Linked DNA regions of Homo sapiens: region 1 is linked to region 2. The links are chromatin contacts, found by Hi-C or POLR2A ChIA-PET in ENCODE. All regions are on one chromosome and are shown on one strand. The core of a region is the stretch at or near the end of the contact, and the rest is flanking DNA. Distances in the headings are between cores, read along the strand shown. Region 1 overlaps LPCAT1 (lysophosphatidylcholine acyltransferase 1). Region 2 holds the start of AHRR (aryl hydrocarbon receptor repressor).

Evidence for each region. Hi-C counts contacts between places; a loop is a spot of excess contacts on that map. ChIA-PET counts read pairs that join two places held with the same protein, here RNA polymerase II (POLR2A). Pooled maps may share reads with other maps.
Region 1: a loop to region 2 is called in a map with no recorded cell type, with 4 times the contacts of the local background. The contact joins the enhancer-like site here to the promoter of AHRR in region 2. A Hi-C loop is called at or near these places in 2 of 37 single-sample maps with no recorded cell type and 3 of 50 pooled maps. POLR2A ChIA-PET finds 5 or more read pairs at or near these places in 1 of 52 experiments (GM12878).

What each region holds. Positions count from the first base shown.
Region 1 is chr5:1,491,175-1,496,955 of GRCh38, forward strand. It overlaps LPCAT1 (lysophosphatidylcholine acyltransferase 1), which reads right to left. Exons shown (of 14, transcript NM_024830.5): 3 at 3,526-3,740. LOC124901162 (a long non-coding RNA gene) reads left to right here. Exons shown (of 2, transcript XR_007059103.1): 1 at 1-1,499; 2 at 2,298-4,345. Among named protein-coding and RNA genes, the nearest start is that of MIR6075, 17 kb to the right of the region's middle. RefSeq lists an enhancer at 2,763-3,962. Within about 2 kb of position 3,742, at least 10 of the 41 ENCODE cell types and tissues checked have a DNase peak (open chromatin) inside an H3K27ac peak, as active enhancers do; they include GM12878, where a contact is called at or near this core.
Region 2 is chr5:317,380-322,963 of GRCh38, forward strand. AHRR (aryl hydrocarbon receptor repressor) reads left to right here and starts at 4,335. Exons shown (of 11, transcript NM_001377236.1): 1 at 4,335-4,440. The region is part of intron 3 of PDCD6-AHRR (PDCD6-AHRR readthrough (NMD candidate)); the gene reads left to right. RefSeq lists enhancers at 1,138-1,437, 4,571-5,138, 5,227-5,346 and silencers at 3,547-3,806, 3,957-4,446, 4,537-4,916, 4,927-4,986.

The sequences.
Region 1 (5,781 bases), core at 2,492-4,991, 1.2 Mb after region 2:
CCTTGCTCATTGGTTATTCCCAACTCTGCTAAAAAGGACGATATCGGAAGGGAAGAATGGCGGAGTCGTCTCGCAGGATGGCGCACGCGTCAAAGAAATGGCCCTGATTGCGTGGTCTTTCGGTGCCCACTGTTTTGGCCAAAGCGTCCCATGGTCGTCCCGGGGCACACGGGGTCTGGAGATGCCACCCTGCCACCTTCGCAATCCTGTCAGCTGGTTTGTTTTGTGAACAGAGTAGAGATTTCAGAAGTTGTCTATAACGGCAAAGAACAGAACAGTGACGTGGGGGCGTTTCACACTCAGATGGGTCCGGGGGTAAATGTGGGGGGTGCAGGGGGAGGACTCTGAGTGAAGTCTTGGGCCGTGCGTCTTCATGTGGGTTGCCCGGTGTGCCTTTCACGCTGAGAACTGGGCAGTGAGGACAGCAAGGAGATGCAGCTCCTCCCCGGGAGCCCTGAGGAGGGAAGGGTGTCACCACGCCGTGTGCACAGCCACACTGGGACTGGCGCATTTTGCCAGCAAGAAGGTGACAGCGTTCTGCCGTCTTTTGGGCATTTGAGGCTCAAACTTTCCTTGACAAGGTTTGTAAATGGATGGTGCGGATATGAAGGTCACTGAAAGGAAACTAAGAATGTGAAAAGGAAAAAATCTACCTGGTTGATCACTTTCATTGGTATTCATACATCTAAAAATGAAAATATTTTGAACATTTTCAACATTCATCTCTTCAACAAAGTTGTGAGCTGTCAAAGGGTCCACGAAAGGAACCAGAAGTCACCACAAGCTGGGACCGGGGAGATGTCTCTGAGCTGGAAACCTGGGAGACGTCTCTGAGCTGGGACCAGGGGAGATGTCTCTGAGCTGGAAACCAGGGAGATGTCTCTGAGCTGGGACCATGGGAGATGTCTCTGAGCTGGAAACCAGGGAGATGTCTCTGAGCTGGGACCAGGGGAGATTATCTCTGAGCTGGGACCACGGGAGATGTCTCTGAGCTGGAAACCTGGGAGATGTCTCTGAGCTGGGATGGGGGAAGATTATCTCTGAGCTGGGACAAGGGGAGATGTCTCTGAGCTGGAGCCTGGGGAGATGTCTCTGAGCTGGGGCCTGGGGAGATGTCTCTGAGCTGGGGCCTGGGGAGACGTCTCTGAGCTGGGGCCTGGGGAGACGTCTCTGAGCTGGGACCTGGGGAGATGGTTTTGAGCTGGAGCCTGGGGAGATGGTTCTGAGCTCCCGAATCAGAGGGTGCTCCAGGTGCGCAGTAGAGGAGTCATCAGCCACGCCCCAGGACAATGGCCCTTTCAGGCCAGGACAGCAGGGAGCAAAATGTGGTTCCTGCTAAGTCTGAATTCTAACGAAAATTTCTGATAAGCTTGTCACTATCCTCTCCCTCGCAGGTCCGTGGATTATCTCTGAAATGACAAGAAACACGCAGGGCTCCACGAGGGCCCTGCACACAGCAGCATGGCTGTGGCCATTCTTCCTGCTGCGCCGAGATGAAGGTCAGTGCTGGGTCACCTGGGTTGATCTGGAAGAGGTGGAATCCCGGGCCTCTAGAAAGATAGGACTACAACGTCCAGCATCACCGCACCAAACACTCCTTCGTGTTGGTGATCTCCACAGGGAGGCACCAAGGGCACAGGGAGAGCCCGGCCAACGCTCAGATTCACTCTGGGTGGGCCAGCCCCCCTGTCCAAGGACCCCTGCAGCTGCGAGGGTGCCTGGGCACACAGCTCCACAATCCCCCTCCCTGAGCAGATGACGAACGACCATGGGCCTTTGCCACAGTGGGGGGGCAAATGTGGTTTCCTGGGTATGCCAGAACCACAGGATGCAAAGGGTGCTGAGTGGAGCTGGGGCTGCCCCATGAGCCTGTGGAGCTTGCAGAGCGGGGAAACCTGCGTGTGAGAGCCAAGGCCATCACTCGGATGGTGCCTGCAGTCCAGTCTCGCCTCCAGTGCCGGCCTGTCCAGCCTCCTCCAGGCTTCCCCAGCCAGCCGAGTGCAGTGAGCCCTCCAGTCCCACCAAGGACCATCCCCGATTTCCAAGCCTGACCCAGGCAGACTCAGGCCACCCACAACTGCCCAGCTGCAGGCACAGTCTGGACACCTTCCGGCTGCTGCAGGCCCAATCCCCCATGGGCCATGCCAGGGTTCCTCACCCCACTTCCAGCCTTCCTATCCCAGCTGTGGCCACCACCCTCAGTGGTCAGCACCACAGAATGTGTCCCCACCCAGTCCATACTGAATGTGTCCCCCCAGATATTTTCTAGAAAACTGTCATATGAATGCTAACGTTAGGTGCTGCATGGAAACAGAGCCGGCAGGAGTGGCCAGGTGAGGGCCCCGGCCATAGGCGACGCCCCTCGTCCCAGCAGCTCCTTCCCTCAGCACCGCCCACTGCCAACCCAGGACCCGCTGTGCCCCAGAACGTGCTGTGCTGTGCTGATGGCGGCTGTGAAGGAAGCACGAGGACAGAACGGGCCCAGATGCCCTGAAGAGCACCGAGGACAGAGCTCTGGTGGGTCAGGGCTGCGCACAGGTGGGTGAGGGGCCACGCAGGGCTCCCTACAGTCCTCCCAGAGCAGTGGGTCCATGGGATGCGGCCCCCAAAGATGGGTCCACATGCTGACCCTGGAACCTGTGAATGAGGCCTTATTTGGAAAAAGGTTTTTACAGAGGTAACTCGTTAAGGATCTCAAGATGAGAGCATCCTGGATCACCCAATGACTGGTCCTTATAAGAGACTCATAGAGGAGACACTTGGAGGGAGCCAGGCCAGTCGACCACTGAGGCAGAGTCAGAGGGACGCAGCCCCCAGAGGAGGAAGAGGCAGGAAGGGGCCGCACAGGGCCTTCGGCCCAGAGACGCCTTGATTTTGAACATCTGGTCCCCAGATGACGAGAGGGTGAATCTCTGCTGGAGTGAGCCCCCGGCTTTGGGGAGGGGTCATGGCAGCACCAGGTGCTCAGGTCCCTGGTTCACGGCACAGCCGCGGTGCATGGGCAGCCCTGCCGACCTGCTCCCAAAGACTTCCAGAACTGCCATCTGATAAAGGTGAGCCACCCTTGCCAAGCAGACCTGGAGCAAGCACTGTAGCCTGTTATGATAGTGAGGGCACTCAGGTAGCAATAAAAATAACAATTACAACAACGAAAATTACACAGGAAACCCCAACACAGAAAATGGGGCACAAGGCCAATGTGCCCGGCGGTGGGGGCTCGATCACTCCCAGCAGCGTGGTGGGGGGGGGGTCCCTCACTCCCGGTAGGGAGGGTCTCACTCATTTCCAGCAAGTGGGGGTCCCTCATTCCTAGCAGGGAGGGATCTCTCATTCCCAGAAGGGGGGGTCCCTAAAAACCAGCAGGGAGTCCCTCATTGCCAGCAACAGAGGGGGTCTCACTCATTCCCAACAGAGGGGGGACCCTCACTCCCAGCAGGAGGGGAATCTCTTATTCTCAGCAGCAGGGGGATCTCTCACTCCCAGCAGGGCAGGGTCCCTCACTCCCAGCAGGGGTGTCTCACTCACTTCCCCAGATCGGGATGTCTCTGCTCTCTGCCTTCATCACGATGGAGGACATCGTCATGGTCACAGGGATGGCGTCGAAGTAGGACGAGTGAGGCGCGAGCGTGAGGATGGCCGCCTCGGTGGGCAGCGCCTGCCGCCCCTTCACGGCCACCCGGTGGAAGCCGCCGGCGAACCACATGGTGCGCATGATGGCCTTCAGCAGGAAGTCCACAACCCTGCAAAAGAGGGCGCTGCGTCACGCGGGCACACGTCCGCAGTCTCGGAGTCTGTGTGAGGCACAGGGGCGGTCCCACGGGAGAGCCCTCCAGGGCGCAGTCCAGGCCACGGGCTTCCTGTGGTCGCCGCCGCTGGGACATCTGCTTGAGGGAAGAAAAGACGCCGCGCCTTCCTGGCCTCCGCCTGTGTCCTCGCTGGCTGCGCTCTCACCTACGAAGGAGGCCGCGGGGCCCTGTGTGGTGGTCACGGGCCACGCGGCAGGCAGTGCTAAGACAACATGAGACTCCGGAACACAGACAGCACAAGTCCCAGGCCAGAAGACCTCCGGACCTTCATGTTAGCAACTTATTTATCAGCATCCTATCATTTTGAAATGGGAAAAACATTAAAACACCTAAAACGCATATCGCAATATGGGGGGGGGGGCGCTCAGAGCTGAGGGCGGAAGCTGAGACCTGCGTGCGAACTTCCCCATCTCATCTCCACAGGAAGCCCGGGGTTCCCACAACCAGGCGTTGTGTTATTACAGTGAGCTGTTTCTGGAGGAAATTAGATGGCCAATAAATTTGGAAAATAAAGTAAAAATCAGCCTAGGTTAACTGAATTTGTGTACTCTTTATCTCTTTTTAAAATAGGTACAAATTTAGCCTTTTAAATGTGTGTATTCTCTTTCATATGAGGCTACAGATTAGGCTGTTATTCCACACCTCAGGGAATTGACACGCAGCAGACAGCCACGGTGTGTGAGAAGCCACAGGTCAGGCACACAGAGAACATGATTCAGCCTCATGAGAAGCCACGGCTCACTCGGCCACTGGGTTAAGTGGGCGCATCACACTGGGTAAAACTACTGCACAGAGAAACAAGAGCCTGAAGCCTTACTGGATTCACATTGCCCTGGGACAGATGATCCTCCCAGAAGACTTCCAGGACAGGGGTCCCCATGGATCTGAGCCAAGGCGGTTGCTAGGAGGGCACAAAGCCTCCTCTCGTGGGGCCACCTTGGAATGGCCTTTGTGTATGCGATGATAAACAATGGTGTAGTTACACATGGAGATGCTGGGGACCAACCCAGGGTGCTGCTTGTCTAGAGGAGGGGGGATTACACAGGTGTGCACTTCTTCACCACCTGTTCAGCTGCATATTTAAAAATGTACTTTTCTGGCCAGGCATGGTGGCTCACGCCTGTAATCACAGCACTTTGGGAGGCCAAGGCAGGTGGATCACTTGAGGTCAGGAGCTCAAGACCAGCCTGGCCAACATGGTGAAACCCTGTCTCTACTAAAAATACAAAAATTAGCTGGGCATGGTGGCAGGCGTCTGTAATCCCAGCCACTCAGGAGGCTGAGGCAGGAGAACTGCTTGAACCCAAGGGGCGGAGGTTGCAGTGAGCCGAGATTGCGCCACTGCACTCCAGCCTGGGCAACAGAGTGAGACTCCATCTCAAGAAAACTAAACTAAAAAATAAAGATGTACTCTTCTGTGCACATGTTATTTTCCACAAAAAAAAAAAAAAAGTACAAAAACAAAAGCCAAAAGACAGCAATTGATGCCTAAGATGGAAGAAACAAGGCAGCGGCGGAGGGAGAAGCGAGGCTGCAGAGGAGGCTGCGGCGGGCACAGGAGCCAGTCTCGGGCAGGTTCAGGGGCAGGAGAGAGGACAGCAGGAAAAAAGGGATTAAAACCCGGGCGGCCCTTAGAGGAACACACCTGCCAGCCCCGAAATCGAATTGCAGGGACAGACGGTGCTCAGGGGAACTGTACTGGGTGTCGGGGCAGGGAAAAAGCAGCCTCAGCTCTTCTCTAAAGATCTTGGAGGAATTTTATACCCAAACTATCCACATGTGAAAACCCGGACTGCTGGTGTGGATGACAGCCTCAGAGAAAAGCTCCGCTTGCTGTGGGGTTGGGGACCCAGCACCCACTCACCCCAAGGCAAAGGGAGCCAGCACAAGCCCAGGGTGCTCAGGTGCCTGGGCAGCCCATTCCCAGGGGAATGTGAATCAGGAGACAGATCTATCTGCATACACAGGAGCGGGG
Region 2 (5,584 bases), core at 3,085-5,584:
GGATTTATAGCCGCAGAGAGAAGACTACAGAGAGACGGGCCTTCGCCCTTTCAGCTCTCCCTTGTCAGGCAGGCTGTGCCCTGTGACCCTTCAGAGCCTGGGTTTGGGGGTGGAGGGGGTGGACAGCTGACCAGGTGCCTGGCGCAGGCCCAGTGTGGTGAGGCTGGGTCGCGGAGGCCAGGCCAGGCCAGCGGCCACGACCACCCACCAGGGACCCTCAGCGTCACGACCCCGGTCCCAAGACCCAAGACAGCAGGACATGGGGGCACAGCCATCTCTGGGGGCCTCTCCTTCCCCCCGCTCTGGGTCCTCAGTCATCAGTGCAGACATGGAGGTGCAGGTGCACGCCGTACACCCTCACCTGGGGCCCCTGGCCCATGCCTCCCCACCCTCCCTACCCTGATCTCCCCCCACAACCCTACACCTCCCCGGACAACCCTGCACCTCCCCCAACAGCCACCCTGCACCTCCCCGCCACAACCCTGCACCTCCCCCAACAACCCTTCAACTCCCCTCTCACCTTGCACCTGCCCCTCACCCTGCACCTCCCCCCATCCTGTACCTCCCCCCTTCACCCTCCACCTACTCCCAACCCTGCATCTCCCCCCAACCCTGCACCTCCCCACATCCTTCACCTCCCTCCTCACCTGGCACCTCCCCCCATCCTTTCCCTCCCCCAATCCTTCACCTCCCCCCTCCCTTCATCTCCCCCCTCACCCTCCACCTCCCCCCCGCACCCTGCACCTCCCACCCTTACCCTGCACCTCTCCCCATCTTTTACCTCCCTCCCACCCTGCATCTCCCCCCAACCCTGCACCTCCCCCCATCCTTTATTTCCCCCCACCCTGCATCTCCCCCCAACCCTGCACCTCCCCCCATCCTTTACCTCCCCCCACCCTGCATCTCCCCCCAACCCTGCACCTCCCCCAATCCTTCACCTCCCCCCTCACCCTCCACCTCCCCCCCTCACCCTGCGGCAAGCAGAGAGCTGACTCCAGCACAGTGAACTTGGAATGATGGAATGCACCCTGGAAGCAGCTCTGACGGGCGCCACCGTGACTGTGCCCAGCAGGGAGCTCCCTTGTGGTTTTTAACAAAAGACAAAATTCCCCAGGTCCTTCTCTGTGCTACAGGAGAAACTGGTGTGGGAGAGGGAACCCAGGCGTGACCAGGGAGAAACTGGTGTGGGAGAGAGAGGGAACCCAGGCGTGACCAGGGCTGCCCAAGCGGCTCCCTGTGAGGCATCAACGCTGGAGACACAGCAGTCATGGGGAACCCGGGGAACCCGGGAAACCCAGCCGCCATCAGAGAGCCAGAGAGCCGCAGGCGCCTGTGCGGGGTCCTGGCCTGGCCCGAGGGGTCAGCACACCCCTGTCTGCCTCTGAGGTCAGGGCCCTGGGGGCTCCTGACCTGGCCTGCCTGTGGGAGGCAAAGGTGTGGCCAGGAGAGGACAGGAGGGGGCAGTCACAGTCACCACTCCTGGAGGCCCATGAAGAGCAGCTTTGCCCCCACACTTCTGTGAAGCCAACTTGGGCCTGTTTGGGAGGGGCCTGGCGCTGCAGCCGGCCGTGGGCACCTGCCATGTGGCGGTCCACTGGAGGCCAAGTCCAGCTCATATGGCTCTGGGGACCCACCGCACCAGACTCCAGTGTGGGGGTACCCGGAGCTGGGGGTGGGTCCTCGGAGGCTTCCAGTCCTGCCCCAGCTGCCATCCCTGCCAGGTGTTAGCGCCTCTGGTTCAGAGTCCCGAGAGGACCAGTGGCCCAGGAGAAAGGGGTGTGTCTCCAGCTGCTGGGAGTGTGGGTGGGAGCCAGAGGGTTCAATGACACTGGGGACAGCAAGTCCGGACTGGAGGGAGGAGACCTCCTGAACAGGGTCCCCAGCACAGAGGCAGAAAGGAGACTCTGTGACTGGGGGTGTCAGCTGCATCTGGACCTTCGTGGTGGGGAGGGAGGCACGCCCAATAGCCCGTCTGAACGGGAGGTGGCTCAGGGATCCCCCATTGTGCTGGTGGGGTGCCCAGAGACTCCAGGACTCCACGTGGGGCTCTGCCTGCTAAACCCTGAGACTTTAGGGGCAGTGGCTCCCACGGCAGGGTCATCCTTTTTCTGCACAGTCCCACTGGCTGCCCCAGGTCCTGCAGAGACCTGAGACTTTGGGGACAAGCACAGGGGACAGGTGGGCGTGGATGGCCTGTGCCGGTCAAGGGCAGTGGGAAGGAAGGAGGAGCAGTTTCCTTCTGTACCCAGGAAATAGAGTAACAAAGTGTCTCATTCCAGTTGGTTCTGGTGGGACAGGGTAGGTGGAAGGGAACCCGTGCTTGCCCTGAGACATGGGGGTGCTGTCTTCCCATGCAGGGGGACTGCGGCTCACCACCATCACATTCTACCCACAGGTTCTTATTTTAACAGATCACAAAGGTACTATGTGCTTCTTGCAAAAATTTACAGGAATTGTAGACTTTTCAAAAAGTAAAAAGAAATTAAAGTTCACCTGTTACCTCAGAGTTATCCAGCTACACATTTTCTGTGCATAATTCACTTTACAAAAATTGGATCAAGATAAAACTAATGATTTTTAAAAATACAGCAATATAGTTGCACATTGTTCCATATCAAAAAATAAATGTGTGCACCCAGGGCTCCTGGCTGTCTCAGTGGCATAGTGGCTCATGCCTGTAATCCCAACACTTTGGCAAGCCGAGGTGGGTGGATCACCTGAGGTCAGGAGTTCGAGACCAGCCTGGCCAAGATGGCAAAACCACTATCTACTTAAAAAAAAAAAAAAATTAGCCAGGTGTGGTGGCGCGCGACTGTAATCCCAGCTACTTGGGAGGCTGAGGCACGAGAATCGCTTGAGCCCTGGAGGCAGAGGCTGCAGTGAACTGAGATCGCACCACTGCTCTCAGGCCTGGGTGACAAAGCAAGACTCTGTCCCAAAAAAGCCCATTTACTCAGCTCACATTTTTGAGCCTCTGCTATTCGACAGGAACCAGAGGTGAGCAGAGCCGACTTGGTGACCCCTGGGGACAGAGCGGCAGAACTCAGCAATTCTGGGCTGCCCTGCAGGAGCTACACCCGGGGAGGGGCGGTGGCCACTTGGGGGCAGGGTGGGCTTCTCAGCTGCGCCCACCCCACCTTGGGAGCTGTGTCTGGAAAAGAGACTTTTCCTGAGCCGACAGCAGACAGCGAGTGCAAAGGCCCCAAGGCCCGCACGCCTTATTCAGAGAACAGCAGGAGGCGCGGGGCGGGTTGGGGGCGTCAGGGAGACGGGGTTTGACTGAGAACCTGGGGGCGCCAGTGACAGCCTCGGCCGCGTTGCTGAAAACCGACCTTGCGGGATGAAGAGGGCGCGGTTCCCCCGGCTGGGATGAGGACCGCGGATGCTGAGGAGCGGACTCCAGGGACCACCGACTCCATGGCCGGCCCCAGCGAGGGCGAGAACGGGTGGAAGCCGGCCAGGGTCTGTGGAGACGTCAGGGTGCGAGGCCAGGCTGAGGTGTCCCCAGGGATCCCCTGAGGGTACAGGGAATTCAGCCAGGGCCTGCGCGCCCGGACGGAGGACTAGAGGGGGCCAAGGACCACCGGGAGGGGGAAGGAGAAGGCGCAGCCCGAGGTCGGAGGGGCCGGCGGGCGCGCAGAGGGCGCGGGGTGAGCCCTAAGGACCTGCAGGCAGGACCCTGCTCTCGGCCGCGCGGTCCCGGGTGCCGACCGGCGGGGTGGGCGGGGCAGGGGCACCCAGGGCCGCACACCTGCCGCGTGGGACCCTGAAATGCCCAGGACGAAGAACGTCGCACGGACGACCCTGCCGTGCCTGGCGCGCGTCCGCTTCCTGGGAAGCTCAGGATCCAAAAGCATCTTAATATTCTCTATAATTCGCCAAAAACCATGACTCCTTTTACATTTTCGAAACGACCTCATGGGGCAGGCGAGGGGGCACACGCTCTCCTCACTTTACCTGTTCGGGTCTACACCGCCCGGCTCTAGGGCCGGCAGCTCAGCACAGCCGGCCGCGAGCGCTGGGGAGGGGACGGGGGCGCAGGGAGAACCGGGGGACCCTGGGCGCACACAGACCCCAGGGGGAACGCAGGGCCTGGAGGGGCTCAGCGCGCGACCCCCGCCTCGGGGCACGGAGACTCCGGGGGATCACTGGGACGCGAAGGGCGCAGGGCGGACCCCAGGGGAACCGGATGGCGTCTCCGGTTCGCCAGGGCAGCTGGGGCAGCCGGACCCGAGACAGCCGGACCCGCGGGCGCCCTCTGCCGCCTCCCGGCCCTGGATGCTGCGGGGCGGGGCGGGCGGCTCGCGTGCCGGGGTGGGGCAGTCCCTGGAGCCGCCGCGGGTTCCCGGGATGCGAGCGCCGGCACCCGCCGCCACAGCTCCTGGCCAGGGCGCGCTGCCCCGCGGGTGTGCCTGAGCCTCCGCGCCCCGCAGGCCCTGGGTAAGTGTCCTGGGCGCCCCCGCAGGCCCCCGCCGCGTGCCGCCCGCGGTGGAGACGGGATGCGCTCCCGGGTGTGGGGCTGAGGGACGGGCGCCGGCGTCGGGACCCTCCTCACGCCGCATCCTCGCGTCGCCAGGCCCGGCGGCCCCGGGACGGGGCGGACACTCTGGGGTGCGGCTGGCTGGTCTCACTTAAAACTCGGACCTCGGAGGGAAGCCGCGGCGCGTCCACGGTTCGTGGTCCTCAGCGTCCCCTCGAGAGTGTTCTGAGCCTTCACTCCCCGGGCGTTCCGTGCGGGCCGCGCTCCCTGGGGCTGGGCGGGTGCGGGCGGCGGAGCGGGGCCCCGCTGTCGGGCCGAGGGCGCCAGGTCCGGGGGGCCTCACCCCCGGGAAAGGCCCATGTTCAGGCTTGGTTTCAGTAGCACCCAGTAGCGCTGAAGTCTTATTTTGAGCGGCCAGAATTCCCAGACCGGATGCCCTGAGAGAGCGATGTGGCGCCTGGAGTCCACGCTGGGACCCCTTCTGGGGAGGGGTCGCCATGGGCGCGTGACAGGCAGGGGCCACCCTCTGACCTCTTCTGCGAGGCCGGAGGTCAGAGACCTTGTGCAGAAGCGTCCCACGGGCCTGTCCCACGGGCCTGTCCGGCTGTGGCCTCCGGGATGGCAAGGGCAGGCGGGGAGGGGCTTCCTCCCTGGGCCTCCTGTGCGCGCGCACAGGCTCTCGTCTGCGGGGTTCTTGCAGAAGGGTGGGCGTGTGCGCGCGTTCTCCAAACGCCACCCCCACGGGGCCTCACAGCCGCCCCGGCCTGGCAACCGTCACCCATTTTACGAACGAGGACATCAAGGTAGGTCGCTCATCCAGCCTCTCAGAGCAAGTGACTGGCGGCGTTTGGACTCGGGCCGAGTGTGCCATACCCATCCCGCACAAAGCCGGGGCTCGATGCGGCCCCAGAGTCGCTGAAAAGCCACGAGTAACAAGAACTGGAGAACGTAGGATGCTGACCCGGCGGACGCCGCCGCCTGGGGAGCCGCTTCGACGGGGGGGACGCCACCGCCTGGGGAACGGCTTTTATTTTCGTTTTCTTACTTATCTGTATTCTCTAAAATGAACAGACACGAGTTTTACCACGGGAGAAAGGTTCTTAG